Linked DNA regions of Mus musculus: region 2 is linked to region 1. Evidence: chromatin loops called from intact Hi-C (ENCODE). Cell type or tissue: heart. All regions are shown on one strand. Each heading gives the region's core, and the rest is flanking DNA. Links, peaks and the distances in the headings are about the cores only. Region 1 overlaps Gm34908 (a long non-coding RNA gene). Region 2 overlaps Gm39101 (a long non-coding RNA gene).

Region 1 (8,809 bases), core at 2,000-6,999:
GTAATAGTTTAGCATGCAAGATGAGTTAGATGCTGGCTTTTCAGAAGACTTAATTTCTAAGGTAGAGTGAGGGAAATCGTAGTGATTTTGTAAAGAACCATCTTGGACAGGGAGGATGAGTAAACACTTTCTGGGTTTTCAAAACCCAGAAAGAAGGAAAGCAAGCTAGATTGACTGAATCCGTGTCCAGAGGATTTAACTCCTGGGATTTGAGTTAAAACTTTCTCCTAATTGGAAACTTGCGGGAGGTTCTCTGGCACTGCAATGCCGAATGACAGGTATGTGCTCACACTTGCATGGCTGCCATGGCGGCACAGGGATCACCAGCAGAATGGATATGGGGGGTGGGGGGGGTGAGTGGCTCCCCTAGGCAGCCCTGAGAAGGATGGAGCAGCCCGCACTAAATCATTCCTGTGGCCACCTTGCTGACTCTTCACTTGAATTCTGCTATAGTCATAGAAATCATATAATCATATAATCCTCCATTGCCAGGAAGGCCCAGAGGGGCTGTGCAAGTCAGGGATCTGTAGAGGAGTAGTCTATATTGAATATATTAATACATAGCTTGAATATATATGCAAAGGATTTATCAGATTGGCTTACATATTATGGCGTGAGTGTCCAACCACAGCTGTCTTCACACCAGAAATTCTGAGAACGGCATCTCCTCACTCCACAACGATGGATGCCTTAGCTGTCCCAGTCTTGTACTGAAAGCATGGAAGAACCCTGCAGAGCCACTGGACTTCAGTCCATGTTGGAAGCTTGAAGAAGCTGAGTTCTAGTGTCAGGAAGAATGGCAATAGCTTAAAAAAAAAAAAAAAAGGAGCCACGGCAGCAGCAGCAGCAGCATGGTGGATGAATTTGAAAGCAAGGTTCAAACAAAACAGAATAGATGAACTTGCCCTCAATCATCTCCCCCTCACGTGTGTGTGTGTGTGTGTGTGTGTGTGTGTGTGTGTGAGAGAGAGAGAGAGAAAGAGAGAGAGAGTATGCATGAGCCTCTCTCTCTTTCCCCCTCTCCCTCTCCCCCCTCTTCACCTTCCCCCTCTGTGTGTGTGTGTGTGTGTGTGTGTGTAAGAGAGAGAGAGAGTATGCATGCGCCCCTCTCTCTCTCCCCCTCCTCCCTCTCCCCCCTCCTCCCTTTCCCCCTCTGTGTGTGTGTATGTGTGTGTGTGTGTGTGTGAGAGAGAGAGAGAGAGAGAGAGAGAGAGAGAGAGTATGCATGTGCCTCTCTCTCTCTCTCCCACTCTCCCTCTCCCCCCCTCCCCTTTCTCCTCTGTGTGTTTGTGTGTACAGGCGTGTGGAAGCCAGAGGCCATGTTATGTTGAATGTCTTTCTCAATCATTCTTCACTTTATTTTTAGGAACAGGTTCTCTCAATAATCCCGGATCTGACAAATCATCTATCCTGACTGGCAGACTGCAGAGATTCTCTCGTCTTCATCTTCTCAGCACTGGGATTATAAATAAGAATGTGTGACATCACCACATCTGGGTGTTTGCCTGAGTGATGAAAATTTGAACTTGGGTCCTTATGCTTGCTTGGCAAAACCTTTACCCACTAAGCCATCGCCCCATCCCTCTGGATTGTCTCATTTCTGTGAAGGCTTGGGTGGAGGTGTGCGTTTGAGCTGCAGGTCTTCTATGGACTCACTTGGGTTTGTGTACGGACTTTCCCCCCTTTCCTGGAGTTTCCTCAAGGACAAACTGAACATTGCATTAATCAGCCTTTCCCAAGTGTGTCCTGTGGAATTGTAGCTTGAAGAGACCCTAACAGATGCTACAAAAACCCCAAAGCATCCTGAAGGATGACACTTCTCTGGGGGCAGTGGGTCTTGAGCTGATGTCTTCTGCCACTCCTCTACCCCTACCATGGGGACACTTGGCAATCCTGGAGACAGTTTTTAGTTCTCACAAGGTGGAAAGGTGCTATGCTCATCAGTTGGGTAAAGTCCAGGAATCCTGCCAGCATCCTCCAGTGCCCACCCACCACAGTCATCCCCTCCCCCCGCCCCCGCCACTAGGACTTGGCTCATCCCAGTCACCAGCATTAAGGCTAAGGAACCTGCCCAAGATCTTAGGGCAGACTGGAATACTACAGACTGTGAGCCACCCTGCCTGAGCAGAGGAGGGGGCTTCACAGGCAGGAGAAAGCAGGAAAAGGCAGAACCAGGGTGGAAGCAGAGGGGACTGTTAGAAGTTAAGGCTGGCCTGTTGGTGGGTTGCTAGCATCTCTTTCCTGCTTCCTCAGAATATCTAATAGTCAGCTTGGCTTTGGTGTGGTGTGAAGATCTTAACATAATTGGCTCTATTTTGGTCTGGTCTGGGAGTTCAGTACAGGCACTGAGTAGAAACCAATGGCTTCTCACACATTTCCTTTAACAGAAGTGAGGTCGAACACTTTCTTCCAGTCTTTATGACCAGTTGCATCTGTTTCTTGTGAGTGCTCTTACGCAGTCTCTACCCACAACTACCTTCTTGTTCACTCAGTTCTCATTGTGTATTAAGGACAGTGACTGTGACGGGTTTTCTGCCCATCTATCATCGTGACAACAGACCTGTCATGAAGAGAGCTCAGGAAGAGTTCTTGATTTTGGCTCACAGACTCATGTTTCAGAGCCTCCAGTCTGTTGTCCTTGGCTTCATCAATTCAGGACCTGTAATGAGGCAGAACAGACAGAAAGCAGAAAGAGAGGGAGGAAGGGACAAGGGGGGAGACACACACACACACATACACAGAGAGAGAGAGAGAGACAGAGAGAGACACAGAGAGAGAGACAGAGACAGAGACAGAGACAGAGAGACAGAGACAGAAAGGCAGACAGAGACAAAGAGACAGAAAGACACACAGAGAACAGCCAGTAACCATCCCAGCAGGAATAAAGACATCCCAGAGACACCTGCAGGCCTCCTTCTGCTATGGAGACACTGGCCCTAAAGGAATTAGAATTCCTTCAGAAATCTCATGCTGGGAGAAGAAAAAGGTGGAAGGTAAGTGCCAGCCAGAGGAGGAATTTGTCTTGAGAAAGAAATTTCACACAAGCAGTGATGGGTCAGCAGTGGGCGGGACCACACCTGGACCAGGACTGCTTCCTTAAATACACCTGTTGCTTGTTTAAACCTAAACCATGTGTCAGGACCCAGAAGATGGGCCTGGGGTTCACCAGACCACTTTGTGTTCTTTTTCTTAATGTGGCCACAGGGATTCTGTCTCTTTACTCTGCTTTTCACTATTACTCCTCTTTAAATGAGTGCAGGTGGCCCAGCCTGTGGGGCTGTCAGAGCCCAGACTGGACTCTAAAGTCTTTGGTAGCAAGCTGACTGAGAAGTATACTTTTTGTGGAAACTGAACTCAACCAGGATCTCTGGAAAAGCAGCCAGTGCTCTTAACCAGTGAGCCATCTCACCAGCCTGGGGCCATTCATTCTTTAGTTGGTGTGAGCCTTTTGTGAAGCAGCAGGACTTGGGGGCAGGCATCTCTGCATCACTTTATCTCTTCTTTTTCCGAAGGCAGCCACACTGAACAAAACTCCTTTCTCTGCTTTGCACTATTCCTTGTTTCCATGGCTTATCAAGGATAGCCGGTTCTGTCTCACTTGTTGGGGGCTGCCAGGGCCCAGGCTCTGATCCCAACAACTCTGGCAACAGGACCAAGGACTAGATATAACCTTCAAAACTATGACCCTTGGTGACTTCCTCTGACCAGGCCCCGTGTTCTATAGTTTCTCCCACCTCTCAGAACAGTATTGCCAGTTGGGCTGAAGGGCTAACAAGTGAGCCTGTGGGGCATTTTGGATTCAAGACACATCTACCTTGTGTGCTACTGGTGCCTCCAGCTACTTTTTCCATTTCCTGTCTTCCCAGTCTTCTGGCTATTGGCATTGGCATTGGATTCTGAGACCTCTACCTTCCAGGTAGAGACAGTTTCCTAGGAAGCAAGCATTGGCCAGGCCTTTAGCTTAAGGCTTTGCTTCCCATGATCTCCACCCTCTACTTGGTTAAATTGAAGCTCAGCTGGGATGTGACAGTTCAGTGGGGAAGAAGTTCAAGGGGTCAAGCATATCCTGTTCCTCATTTCACAAACCACGGTGCTAATTGCCCAATTTAGAGTGATTTGGCGGTGCCTCTTGGCAGCAGGCTGCAAACTACCTCACTAGGACAACTGGCAGCTGAAGATGTTTTCCTTCATTGAGTGGTGTGCACAGGAAGTCTCATGGTGGCCTCTTGGTCTGAAACACTGGTCCTGGAGTCATCGGACCAGGCCCCCACCTCTGAGTGGGCTGTGTGGCCTTCAGTTGTCATTTTGCCTCTGAGCTTCCTGTGTCTGATGGATGGGTTCCTCTGCTTGTCCTTTGGGGTCCCAGGGATGCGGTGGGGTAAAGTGTGACATGGTTGTGGCAATCACAGCATTTGAAAAGACTCCCCCCAGTTGAAAAGACTCCCCTCATTTGAAAAGACCTGGTCCAACTTACAAGATGTGGCATGACAAATCTTTCTTTCTTTTCTCACTGTGTGCTAGGATTCAGTTTCTGCTTCTTATCTATAAAATGGAATTATTTTCATCGTGGTGAATGGAATGTGTTCACCATGTCCCCTGGGCTGTTTGGGTTCTTTGAATGGAACTGTGGGTCATGCACTTCACAGGCATTTCTGCTGGCAGCACATTCCAGGAAAAGACCCTTCGAGGCAACAATCAACAACACCCTCCTTACAGGAAATGGAAAATTTAACACAGCTCTGGCTAAATAAGCCCAAGTCACAGGTCAGCATGGGATGCAGTGATGGCTGCTGGTTTCCAAAGATGCCCTGGTCACTGGCCCTGTGTGACACATTGGTACGACACTGTATGGATATCCATCCTCTGGAGTTGACATGCAGCTGTGTACATACACACCATGTGTTCTTACCTTCACAGAAATACACCAACACATGTTATCACACCAACACCTAAAGACATACTCCCACACCCACAAAATCACACAATCACACACACACACATACACCTGGACACAAGTACATATTTACACTTTTAAAGACATAGTTTTCTCTCGTGTATGTGAGCATTTGTTTGCATGTATCTATGTGGTCCTTGTGGATGAAGTGCCTGTGGAGGACAGAGGAAGGTGTTGTAAGCCCTAGAACTGGACTTACAGATCATGTGTAGGTGCTGGGAACCCAACCAGTGTCGGTTTATGCATGTGATTATGTGTGTGCAGGTACATGTGTGCACACGCACATAATGAAGGCCAGAGTCATCCTTATACACTGTCCACGTCCTTTGAGGCAGACTCTCTCGTTGGCCTGAGCTCACTGATAGGACTGGCAAGTCAATAACCCCTAAAGTACCCCTATCTCTGCCTCCCCAGTGCTGAGACTATAAGAGCACTTGGCCACACCTGCTATTTCTGTGTGGGTTCTGGGGGATTGAACTCAGATCCTCATACTTGCAAGGAAGGCAAATGTTTTACAGGTAGACTCATCCCCAGTCTCATGTAGTCTTCTATAGTCAGACACAAACACACACACACACACACACACACACACACACACACACACACACACACAAGCCCAGGACTATGCTAGCTCCTGACCATCACCCCCAAGGAAGGGCAAACACAGAAGGAGGGGTAGGGGGATAGGATCCCCATGCTACTCTGGAAGCCATGAAGTTACCAAGTTTCCAGCTAGAAGATGAAGCTGGGATCCTATGAAACATCCCCAAAATGGTCCATGTGCTTTCTTATGGAGGCCAAGAGACTCTGCAAATAAGGACTGTGGGGGTGTCAAAGGGGACAAGGCATTTGAGTCACCTATGCTGGGCCAGGTTCTGGATGAAGCTTGAAAGGGAGAGAACCACCACCATTTCGCCCTGAAGTGTGTGCTCTTCAGATAGGGATGCTGGGAAGGATCGTCGGATCAGGCTGTGATAGGTGGGCTCTGTAGGGAATTAAGAGCTGAGAAGGCTGTGTGAGCCAGCAGGGCACCGAGCACCCCAGCAACTGTGCAGAGAGGGTTGGGTTGGGGTGGACAGGAATGAGCTTTGAGACCACACGGCTTGGATACGATTCCCTACAAGATCCTGTCCAACCGCATCTCAGGACTGAGTGAGGCACCACACACTTGGCAGTTCCTTTGCTCCCCCGCCCTTTCTCTTCCTCCTCTTCTTCAGTGGCATAATAGGAGCCTGTTCTCTAGCATAAAGAGATTAAGGAGACCTCTAGCAATCCCCCTGACCATTGTTTCCCCAAGATAAAAGGAGTCTACTTCTACAAAGGATCCCTTTTAGTTGGGAGGGCAACCTGCAGAGTGGGAGGGATGGAGGGAAGACAAAGAGCACTACAACTGTTTTTGCTGTGTTCCCTTAGGCACATTACTTGAACTCTCTGGGCATCTTCTGGAGTTGAGATGGATAATTTCATAGCTACTTTTTCATACCAAAAGAACTCTGGGCTCAGAAGAGCCTCCAGCTTAGCTTTATGTTTTCTCGTCTTGAGAATTTTACTAATCAACCAACAAGTGGACTTTGTCCCAACGTACACCTTCAGTTCAAAGTCCTCAATCCTACGAGCAACCCTGTACTGACTGCCCACAAGGGGTGAGGGGGCGGGCACACTCTGCAGCAGCTGCCAAGCTAAGATCAAACGTCCAGGCAGGGATGTTTTTACAGTGATGCTATTTATTCCTTTCTGGGTTTCAGAACAAAACCCCAGAAGCGAAAAACCACTCACTTCACAGCCCCCAGAGATTTCTCTACAAGGATGGTATGTGCTAACCAAAGACAGCTGCATCCGAACGAAGAATTTTCTTTACACCCTGCTCGGTAAACCTCCACACTGGACACACCATTTGTCTGCTTGCAAAACTCAGGCTATCACTTTAAATAGATTGCCTCAGGGACTGAGACTCCAAGAGAAGGCAGATCTGCCCACAGCCAAGAGCAAATGGAAACCCGAAAGTTATCTGAAACTTACATCTTGCAGATGGCAAGGAGCAAGCAATGTTTAATGAAATGATAGTGTTACTAATGGCTTTAATCCTCACAGTCCTTGACAATCCAAGGCCTACCAACCAAGAATGGACGTGGAATGCTTTCTCATCCCTTTCCAGACATAGTCCCAATTCGGACACCCAAGCCCAGCCAGTGTGATGGGTGGACCGAGAATTCTGGGCTCAGCCAGCATGATGGATAGACTGAGAACTCTGGGCTCAGCCAGCATAATGGGTGGACCAAAAGAACTCTGGGCTCAGAAGAGCCTCCAGCTTAGTTTTATATTTTCTCGTCTTGAGAATTTTACTAATCAACCAACAAGTGGACTTTGTCCCAACGTACACCTTCAGTTCAAAGTCAACAAAAGCCCTCAGAACACTTCAGATAATGTTCTAGTTTAATCTTCTATCCCTGTGATAAACACCGTAACCAAAGGAATTTGGGGAGTGAAGGATTTATTTCATCTTATACTTCCAGGTCACGGTTTATTGTTAAAGAAAATTGGGGTAGGAGCTCAAGACAGGAACCTGGAGGCAGGACCGGAAGCAGAAGCCATAGAGAAGTCATGCTTATTGGCTTACTCAGCCTGCTTCCTTGTATAATTCAAGACCACCTGCTCATGGGTGGCACTGCCTACCATCAGCTGGGTCCTCTTACATTAATTAGCTGTCAAGAAAATGTCCTTGTAAACCTGGCCATAGGTCAATTTGATATGGGAATTTAAATAGAGGCTCCCTGTTCCCAGTGAACTCTAGGTTTGGGTTGGCAGCTGTAAAACATAAACAGAAGAATTGGCGAATTCCACATTCACAGAATGACACATACCTATCAATCAAGAGATGGAAAACTTTTGATCAATGAATGAGTACATCAACAACTCCATAGCTAATCAATAGTTATAATTTTTTAAAAGAATTCATGGATGGTTATAAGAATGTATTATTTAGTGAATCTTAATAAACTCTCAGTGAATACCAGAGAGCTAACGTGGTATTAACTGTCCTCAGCATTGATACTTAGAAGTCATCAATGGGGCTGGTGAGATGGCTCAGTGGGTAAGAGCACCCGACTGCTCTTCCGAAGGTCCAGAGTTCAAATCCCAGCAACCACATGGTGGCTCACAACCATCTGTAACGAGATCTGATTCCCTCTTCTGGAGTGTCTGAAGACAGCTACAATGTACTTACATATAATAAATAAATAAATCTTTTAAAAAAAAAAAAAGAAGTCATCAATGTAGATAAATGTATGTTTGGAAGATGCTTTGAGCTGAATGCCTGTTCCTCCCCTCAGGATGCTGCAACTCTGCTTGCCAGGGTGACAGATTAGTGCCTGCGACCTCACAGACAGGGTCACTGCCCTTATGAGAGGCTCACAAGAGCCTCCTCACTTCTATGTGAGGACATAGACAAGAAGCTGTCATCTGAATTGGAAAATAGGCCCTGGGGCAATTGGATTTGGAACTGTAAAAAATAAAGTTTTGGTATTCATAAGCTACCTGGTTTGTGTGAATGTGTGTGTGCACGCACGCGCGCACGTGTGTTGTGTGTGCCTGCGTGTGTGTGTGTGTGTGTGTGTGTGTGTGTGCATCCATATCCATCTGGATGGACAGGAAGTTTTAAAAATGCCTTTAAGTAACATATAAGTTAAATATAGTAAATTACCACAAGAATTCAAAACAAAACAAAAAAACAAAACAAAACAAAAGCCAAAACCCAAGAGTAGAGAATAAAAATCAGTATAGGAAAAGCCCAGGAGGTGCAGCAAAATAAAAGTCAGAAGGAAATGCATAGCCTTAGTTATAAACTAAGGAGTGCAC
Region 2 (8,809 bases), core at 1,182-6,181, 58 kb before region 1:
GGTGAGTGTCCAATGTATTGGAAATGGGTAGGGAGGGTGGTGGACAAGACAAACTTCTTGAGTGTCATTGTCCCCAGTTTTCCCATCTGGAGAATAGGTTCATCACATGTGTAGAGTCCGGCATGTACCTTCTGTGTCAACTCAGGTATCAAGCTGGAAACAGTGGACTGGCTCCCTAGCAGACTCTACTAGTTTGGTGAATAGCTCCTGGCACTCCAGAGCCCACAAACTGCTGTGAGGTCTAGAGCTTCTGCACCATGTTCTGGGTCACCAGCAGGAAGCCAACCTCCGGGTGATGTGTGACTGAAGTGTGCGTCGGCATCAGGGACTGAGGAGCTATGACAAGAGGTCTTCGGCCTCCTGTATTCAAAGACTGAAGGTTGTATTTGGAACACTGAGAAACGCTTCCTGCTGCTTTAAACAGAGAGAATAAGACTTGTCCTGGCTGCCAGGGTCCTAAACAATGTACTTTCTTGTGGGTGGAAGAGAGTAGCAGCTATCCATCTGAGGTAAGAATCTGCCACAATTAACTCACCTGTTAACTGGTCCACGCTCCTTACCTGAATCACACTGGACCTCTCCTGTCCTGTCCTGTTCTCACACAGCACAGTTGGAATGCTGCACAGGAAATGGGCCATCTTCCCACGTAATACATGTGTCAGGTTGCAGAGAACATACTCCGGAGGCGATAAACTTGCATAATGCACATGGATTTCCCAAGTTGCTATTGAATGTACTGCTGTGGAGTAGGGTAGGTGTGGGGGCGGGGGGAGGGTGGTGGCTAAGGAGCCTGTACACAGTTTCCTGGGGGGGGGGGGTTGGGGAGGGATTGTCTTAATCTTTTGAGTCCTGAGCAGAAGAGTCCTTAGGACTGTGGAGAGCTGGGCTGTGAGAGTCAGAAGTCCTTGAGCTTGGCTCGCAGTGCTTGTGAAGAGCAGAAGACTCGGTTGAGAAGATGTTGTCTGAGGAGCTGCTGTGCTGTTTGTCAACTGGGTGACCTTGGACAACTCACTGAACCCTCTGAGCGCCAGGCTTTAACTTTCTGCCCTTGTTAGCATCAAGGATGCCCCCTGTTTTCTTTCCATTCTGAAGTTAGTTGGGTCAATATTGCAAAAATCTCACCTCCCTCTGGGCCACTAGCACGCTTAAACATTGCCAGATCTATATCAAGTACTGTTGAATGCTGTTGAAGTGTTCTGTTTTCAGCTCTCGTGAAGTCCACATGAAAACATTTGTTTTATATGAATGACTAGAACTGTCAAGAAGAGGCCAGCCTACAGGTCTTCTCCTTATATTTGACAGCTTTGGATAAGGAACTGTGGGAGAAAACACCCTTTGTTGGCTGCTGGCCTGACTGTCCTCCTGCAGGCCCAGCTATTTTAGATACTGTTTAATCAATTCTTAGGCTACTTCAGTAACTGCAGACATGTTCCAGTCACGGCCACTCCTGCAAGACAAGCCTCCGTGATCTCTGGATGACCTTGTTGGTCCTCAGTTCTTCTCACTCAGGCCACTGGGGAGCACCTGCCATGCTGAATCAGCAGAAGGGTGTGCTGCCTACAACCAGAACCTTTCACTGACTCCCAGCTGGCCTTTTTATTGACAACTTTGGATTTTTATTGTAAGTAGAGGAGGTGGAACTGGTCACATGAAGGGGAGACCTCAGTGCTGCAATGATGGCAATGGTGGCAGTGGGGACAGTCATGAGAGTGACAGCGGCAACAGCAATCGGAAGAGGACACTGAGGAGTTCTAGAGAGAGGCTGAGATGTCAAAGGGCCGCAGAAAAATAGAGAAGGCCAGGAAGAGTTGAAGGTGGGAGACTGTGGTCCCTGATTGCTGGAATAGTTCCAGGGAGCTACCAGACCTTAAGTCAAGGGTCCCAACACCAATGTCCAGGAGCTACAACCCTAAGGTCCAGGGTCCCAAGATCTGAGGCTAAAAGCTGTTGGTTTTTTTTGTTTTGTTTTTTGTTTTGAAACAGGGTTTCTTTGTGTAGCCCTGGTTTTCCTGGAACTCATTCTGTAGACCAGGCTGGCCTTGAATTCAGAGATCTGCTTGCCTTTGCCTCCTGAGTGCTGGGATTAAAGGCACATGCCATCACCATTAAAGGAGACAATAGCCATTTTTAAGAGCCATGGGTCTTAACACTGCAAAAGAGGAACAATCACATTAGCTGGTGCTGACTGCTGCTAAGAGCTAAAGGATTATAATTTAGCAGCAGGCGCTATACCCACGGAGACATCTCTCCAGTCCCCAAACTATTTATATTTTGTATGTTTGTTTTGTTTGTGGTTTTGTTTTGTGTTTTGTGTTGATGCATGTGTAGTGTCTGTGTATGGGGTGGGGTATGTGCATGTATAGTGTTTGTGTGTATGTGTGGGGGTATGTGCATGTATATGTGTCTGTACAGGTGCAAGCACATGGCTCAAATTAGCTGTCTGCCCCTAGCCTCTGGCTTATGTCCCAGTGAGAGAGAATAAAGGACTCTTGCTGTCCTGATTCCTGGTGAGTGGCTGGTCCTCACTTCAGTGGGGTCTAGGCAATGGACTGATTTGGTCTCTTGGCATCTTAGGCAGAGAAAGGGCAAGAAAGGGCAAGGTGGGTGTCCCTCAGATGGTAAGTCCTCTGGGTCTGCCACGGGTTGGAGAGGATGTATGGATCCTGCTTACCCCGGCTCCTGAGGTTGCCGACGGAGTACCCAAATAGCTGATCAGGTTTGACTGTTAGCACCAGGAGAGCATCGGGGATGGAGCCTGCCACCCTATCGTTCTCCCACTCCCACTGCTACTACCTGCCGCCTAGCTGTTCCAGAGCCAACATGTGGTCACCTGCAACTGGACTCCAAGGACGATTTGGTGGGAATGGGCCCCTCCCCCTTCTTCATAACCCAGTGTCTCTGAATAGTAAAATTGAACCTTGATCAGACTAATGTCTTGGTTCCATCCTTTCTCGCTCTGCCTAGTTCCCTCTTTTCTTCCAGATTCCAAGATGCTTTCCAGGCTCGAACCCAGACATGTGAGCCGCTGGTCGGACTCAACATATGGGAACATTTTATCTCTGCTGTGGAAGCCAGGTAAGGGATGGGTTTGCAAAAGGCAAGGTTTATTATTCCATTGTGGAAATACGGCCTTAAAATGAATTTTCTTCTTGGTCTTTATTGCTGGAATCACTTTGTGTCCACCTCTCAAACAAAGCTTCCCTGAAGCCACGGCATGAGCTGCTCTGAGCTACCCCGCCTACAGACTTTGTGTAGACTGGGGGCTCTGTGCGGGTCAGGAGTCCTCGGTGTGCCCCTCAGTTACACCTGACAGAAGATTGTGTGCCCTGGAGTTGGTGAGCTGACTTACTTACCATCCTTATTCTTACCTAGCCCTGTTCAGTCACTCCATGACATCATCGCTGAGGCTTGGAAAGGTCCAACAGACTACCCCCCCATCACCCCACAACCTCACCCACCGTCTCTCCTGGAAGACGCTGCCAGTTTCACGTGGCTTTACTTCTCAGCGTATTTTAAAACTGTGTTCTTCATGACCAAATGTGGAGTTCATGTACTTTATTAAGCAGAACGCCTGTGGTGTTTATGGTAGAATGGCTTCCCCGGGGCTCCTGACTGTTGACCCATGGTGGCTGTAGATTATGCAGGCTCGGGAGGCCAAAGAAGGAAACTTCATTAATTTCACAGCCACGACTGCGTCTCCTCACAGAGTCAGCAGCCCTCCAGCTGGTCTTAGCAGCTAATGAACATGAACTTCAAACTGGGGCACAGGGCAGGTGTGTGTGTGTGTGTGTGTGTGTGTGTGCGTGATCATCATTTCTCCCACACTTTAATGGAGACAGATCTCAAGGTGGGGGTAGGGAGGAGATAGATTTGTTAGGGAAACACCTAAAGGACTGATCCCATTTGCCTCTGGATTCCTGGGTTTGAGCGCAGGCTAGCAGCAGGCTGGACGGTGGATTGGGGGTTGCTGATCTGAGGCGGCAGCTTGTGATTTACTCTGATGTGAAAAGGAAGGATGTGCTGAATAACAACCCTCTGGAAAGCGAGAATTAAACAGATCTCGCTGCCCAGTCTCTTCTCCTTTATGGACGTTCCAGGGACCTCGCCAACAAATCTCAGGCCTGCTGCAGGCTATCGACGCGGGGTGGAATAGATGGCCCTGGCTGGTTTTTGATGGCTGCCTTGCCTGATGCTTTGACCAAGGGTATCATCAATCTTGAAATTTTCAGAAAATTGTATGGATTTTGTAGGGGAGGAGACTGGCTGTATTTGTGGGCTAGAGAGTCTTATAAATTAAAAGCATGGCTCCCCGTAGTATTTTTGACATTCTTCATGGAATTTTTTCATCAATTCTTCAATAATGTCTAGCATTAATTCAGGCACTTCCTCTGCACTGGGTACTGTGCTGAGCCTTGTCGGGGATGGGCCTCGTTCATTACATCCTTCCTGTACTTTCACAGGGGTAGTGGTGGTATCTGGAAAGCTGCTTCAATATTATCCTTACCTGGAAAGAACATTTGCAGAAAGTGAGACACTTACTTGCCTAGAAGCACATGGAAGGTGGTGTACTGAGATAGGAACTCAAGGAAGTTGAGGATCATTGGTGCTGGAGAGCTATGTGTTGGAATGTGTGTTGGGACACAGAGAATGCATGTTCCCATTTGCTAGACCTCAGGTTTCACCACACACCACCCCCATTGTGAAATGGAGATCATTGTGCAGATGTGCCTTCAGGTCTGCTATGCTTTGTTTTATATTGGTTTGATCTAGATGCCCAGATGTTTGGTTGAATGTTGTTTTCAGGTGTGTCTGAGGGAACTTCTGGATGAGCAACAGAAGCTGTTCTCAAGACCCTTCCCTCCCCTCACAGTGGGCCTCCAACCAGCTCAAGCACTGGGGGGACATGGAGAGGGCATGTGACTCTTTGATGACTGACTACTGGAGCTGAGCCATCTTAGCTCACCTCTGCCTTTGCACGTTGGCTCTCTGGCTCCTGGACCTCCAGCCTCAGAGTGAAGGATAGCACTGCTGCCCTAGGCCACTATCTTGTGGACAGCAGCCTGTTTGAGACTTCTTGGCTTCTGTAGCTGTGTTTCTAGTTTCTTCTTATCCACAAGTTGAATCCTGCACTTCTCTCAGGTTTTGAGCCCCATGGATGCTTGAATCCCTTATGTGCAGTGGTACAGTATTTGTTCACACTCATTCACAACTCATACACACCCTTCCCGTGTGATTGCTTCGACCTAGAATGTCTCCGGAGACTCGTGCATCAAAGGCTTGATCACCAGCTTGTGGTGCTGCTGGGAGGTGAGAGAAACATTATGAAGCTGAATACAGGAAATTAGGTCATTGAGGGCACATCCTTGAAGTGGATGTTGGGGTATTTGTCTGTCTTTGCTTCCTGGCTACAACAGGGGAAAGTCCTCTCTATCACCAGCTCTTACCATGACAACATTCTGATTCTACATGCCCAAAGCAATATGAAACTGTTAGCCAAAATAAGCCTTTGTTTCTAATAAGTTGATTATCTCAGGTAATTTGTCATAGTAACTGAAGGCTGACTAATATATATTAGATACTTTAAATTGTCTTCAGATTACATTTTATACTGATATGATATGAATTGTTATTACATTGTGTCATTTAGAAGATAATATTCAAGGAGGGAAAATTTCTGTACAGAATATGTACAGACATCATTTGAAAAATAATTTTGACCTATGGCAGACTTTAACTACCAAAGTGGAGCCAACGGATGTGGAGGGCCAGTGATAGGCACTTTCTGTGAGCTGTCTCTTTGGAGAACTCTCAGTGGCATAGAGTATGGCTTTGGGTCTTGCCATTAAGGATGGGGAGAGACCTCCCTCCCAGGCAGAAGGAAGTGCAAATATGCCTTTGACTACTCCTCCCAAAGCATTTTCTACAGGCAGAACCCAGCTATTTTTGCTTGGTTGGAATTTTCTTCCACCATGTATAGGCATAATGTTATTGTGCACGATGTAAAGATTATCCTTGTATTAGTCATATGCTGTTTTCTCTGCCCCACCCCCCATCTGGCTGCAATCTGGACATGGCATTGTAATGCTTATTGTAAGCATCTCCTGCCTCAATGCTGTGTAAGCATTGCTCCCCATTTATTCTTGGATTTAAAAGGTGATCACCCAGATGGCTGAGCAGAAGAGAGAATTGGACTAGACTTCTGATCCCAATCAGGGAAAGGGAAGAGAGAAAAAGAAGGAAGGATTCGCCATGAGGAAAGGGTCCAGGAGACACCAGGAGAACACACCTGAAGCAGAGAGAGCCAGATCAATACTAAAATGCACATATCCAGGAGATTTTAGCTGGGAGGTGGCCAGATTAGCATAGAGGATTAAAACAGATTGATGACTGCTCAGCTATTGTGCTGTAAAGCTTGATTAAATACATCTTATAATCTCGGTCTCATTTATTTGGGAGCTAGCTGGGATAAAGAAAATATATCACTTTTAAATTTTACACTAACAACTATGAGAAGCCATTGTTTTTCAGCCTTAGCCCTCTTCCGTTTGGTGGCACTTCACTGTCCTAATGCTAATAACTAGTGAAAGAAGAGTGTTGGGTTATCGGGTCTTCAAGAAAAAAATGTCAGAAACCAGCAAAATAGTCCAGAGGCATGCTGGGAGACTGGGAACACAGTAGATTTCCCAGGAGCTGCAGAAGAATTAATAAGGTCTTCCTGCACATTTAGCTTTCAGGAACTCACAGGCTCTGAGAGAGCCCAAGAGACCACCCACCTGCCTGCTGTCAGGTGCTAACCTCCTTGCTCCAGCTACTCTGGCATGTGACCATCATCTTGTGCCTCTGTCATCTGTAAGTGAGTCTCTTCAAGGTCAGCCAATCACTCTTCTCAGTTTCCATTCATTAGGAAGGTGTCATCCATCCACAAAGGGTCACTGCAGAGGTTTTCTGTTATGGCCCTGCATAGGATGGCTGCATCGGATCTCCGTGTTCCAGGGCTGAGGATGTAGCTCAGAGATAGAACACTTGCCTAGCATGGAGGAGTCCCTAACTCCCCTGGAATTCTGCAGGAAGATGCCTTAGGACGGACGGTAGACAAAACAGTGCGTGAGAGAGGCAAGCAAGTAGAAGCCAAACTTACACACATGGCAACCCAGTCACCAAAAATCCCAAGTTAGAAATTCATCCACAGAGTGTCTGCTTCTCCATGTTCAGTGGATGCTCCAGATAAAATGATGTTTATGTCAAGGAGCCTGGAATAGAGAGGCCTCTGTTCAAAGGGAGGCAGCCCAGGGCCATCAGTCAGGACTGGGTACAATGTGGATAATTGCTATGCGAGCATCAAAGTCCATTGAGCATGGGATGCTTAGGGAAGATGGGGCTTTTTGCATTGAGTCTCAGTCATTAGCAAAATACCACATTTAAAATTAGTTAGAAAAGGTAATTAGTGTCAAAGAGCAATTGCAGTATCGTTAAGGTGACGGATGTTGGTGTGGGGTGTGCACTAATGACTTATGGAATTTTCTTTCAGGAGACAATTGGAGCAATTTGGTGGTCAGCAGACAGTCTGCAAATCAATCACCACATGAGAGTCAATAATTTATCATTGCTATTTAAAGTATGGAGTCTGCATCAGCTTGAACAGAAGGGAGCTCAGATGGGGGCCAGGAGTTGGCATCCAACAAAATCCCGAGCCTGGGCTGTGTCTATTTAAGTGGTACCCATTTTATTCCCTGTGCAGAGCCAGCAAGAAAGACATGGAAGGATTTGCCTCTGATTCCATCCTGGGGCAGAAGTAGTTGTGTGCTACTGGCCGAAGGAAAACCAAGCCTTCAATGTCAACGTGGACTTAGTTTTTCAAGTTCATCTTTGGAGAATGCTGACACTCAGTGACCTCTGAACTTCACCGTTGGTGACTGAGGTGAAGAGGAAGGGATTAGTTTACACCACTCACTGGGCTGATGATGACTCAGAGGACCTTATCTTAGAGTTCTGACCTTGGCCTTGGGGGGCCATTATTTCAGCATGCATACTATGAATGGTAACAACAGCAGTAATGACAGTTGCAACAGTTATCAACAGCTTCCTATATACCTGGTGCTTGCAAGAGCTAGTTCAACTTGACCTTCACCAATGGAGATATACAGAGGAGCAAGATTCCCAAGATTCCACAGCAAGGACTTACTAGCTCTTGTTCTATCCCAGACCCTGGTCTCCTATTGACTTGCTGGATGCAGGAAATGGTGCTAAATTCTTCCTGCCTCAGCTATCTCATTTATAAAATATGAATAATAATGTGCTCAGCACACAATTTCAAGACTAAGCTGCTTAGTAAGCTATATACAGGACGTTAAAGCTGGCAGGAGCTATGATCCTGGCTCTTAAAGTGTCACATGGCTGGCACCTGAAGTTTTCCTTCTCTGCCCATCCACTCCCTTCTCAAGTCCACTGAGGTCGAGTTTTGTCTCTTTGTTTTTGATAATCTTATGTCCAAAATCCTATTTTGTCCCAAATGTCCCCAAACCGCATTTAATTTGTGGAGGCTTCCGGATCCATTTCTTACTGGAAGTTCCTTCTGCCAAAATGACTTTCATCATTTCATTCATTTCTCAGTGGAGTGTTCAAAGCCTTCCCAAACCCCTTGTATAACTGTCTCTAACCTGTCTTGGAAATACTCTTTCCTGCATGAGCCCATTCTTAACTGTATCTTTCTCTTTCCTTCAACATCAGCTGTCATAGTCTCTGTTTTTCTCAAGACTATGGCAACAGCCCTGCAGCTCTAAGCATCCCAGCCTGTCAGGCTCTTAAAAAA

The links. Peaks named below come from ENCODE experiments on the same cell type or tissue, not always from the same donor. Only the 100,000 strongest peaks of a DNase experiment are listed, where the experiment ranks them.
Region 2: a loop joins it to region 1, with 1.9 times the contacts of the local background. A loop is called at or near these places in 2 of 42 quality-filtered maps.

What each region holds. Positions count from the first base shown.
Region 1 is chr7:132,354,300-132,363,108 of GRCm38, reverse strand. Gm34908 (a long non-coding RNA gene) reads left to right here. Exons shown (of 5, transcript XR_870003.1): 5 at 1,367-2,748. Among named protein-coding and RNA genes, the nearest start is that of Gm34908, 28 kb to the left of the region's middle. In heart, for the core only: no CTCF peak of the experiment used is centred there; DNase peaks (open chromatin) are centred at 4,148 and 4,658; H3K27ac peaks cover 236 bases; H3K27me3 peaks cover 542 bases.
Region 2 is chr7:132,411,926-132,420,734 of GRCm38, reverse strand. It overlaps Gm39101 (a long non-coding RNA gene), which reads right to left. Exons shown (of 3, transcript XR_870004.2): 2 at 4,964-5,297; 3 at 3,307-4,504. Among named protein-coding and RNA genes, the nearest start is that of Gm39101, 10 kb to the right of the region's middle. In heart, for the core only: no CTCF peak of the experiment used is centred there; no DNase peak of the experiment used is centred there.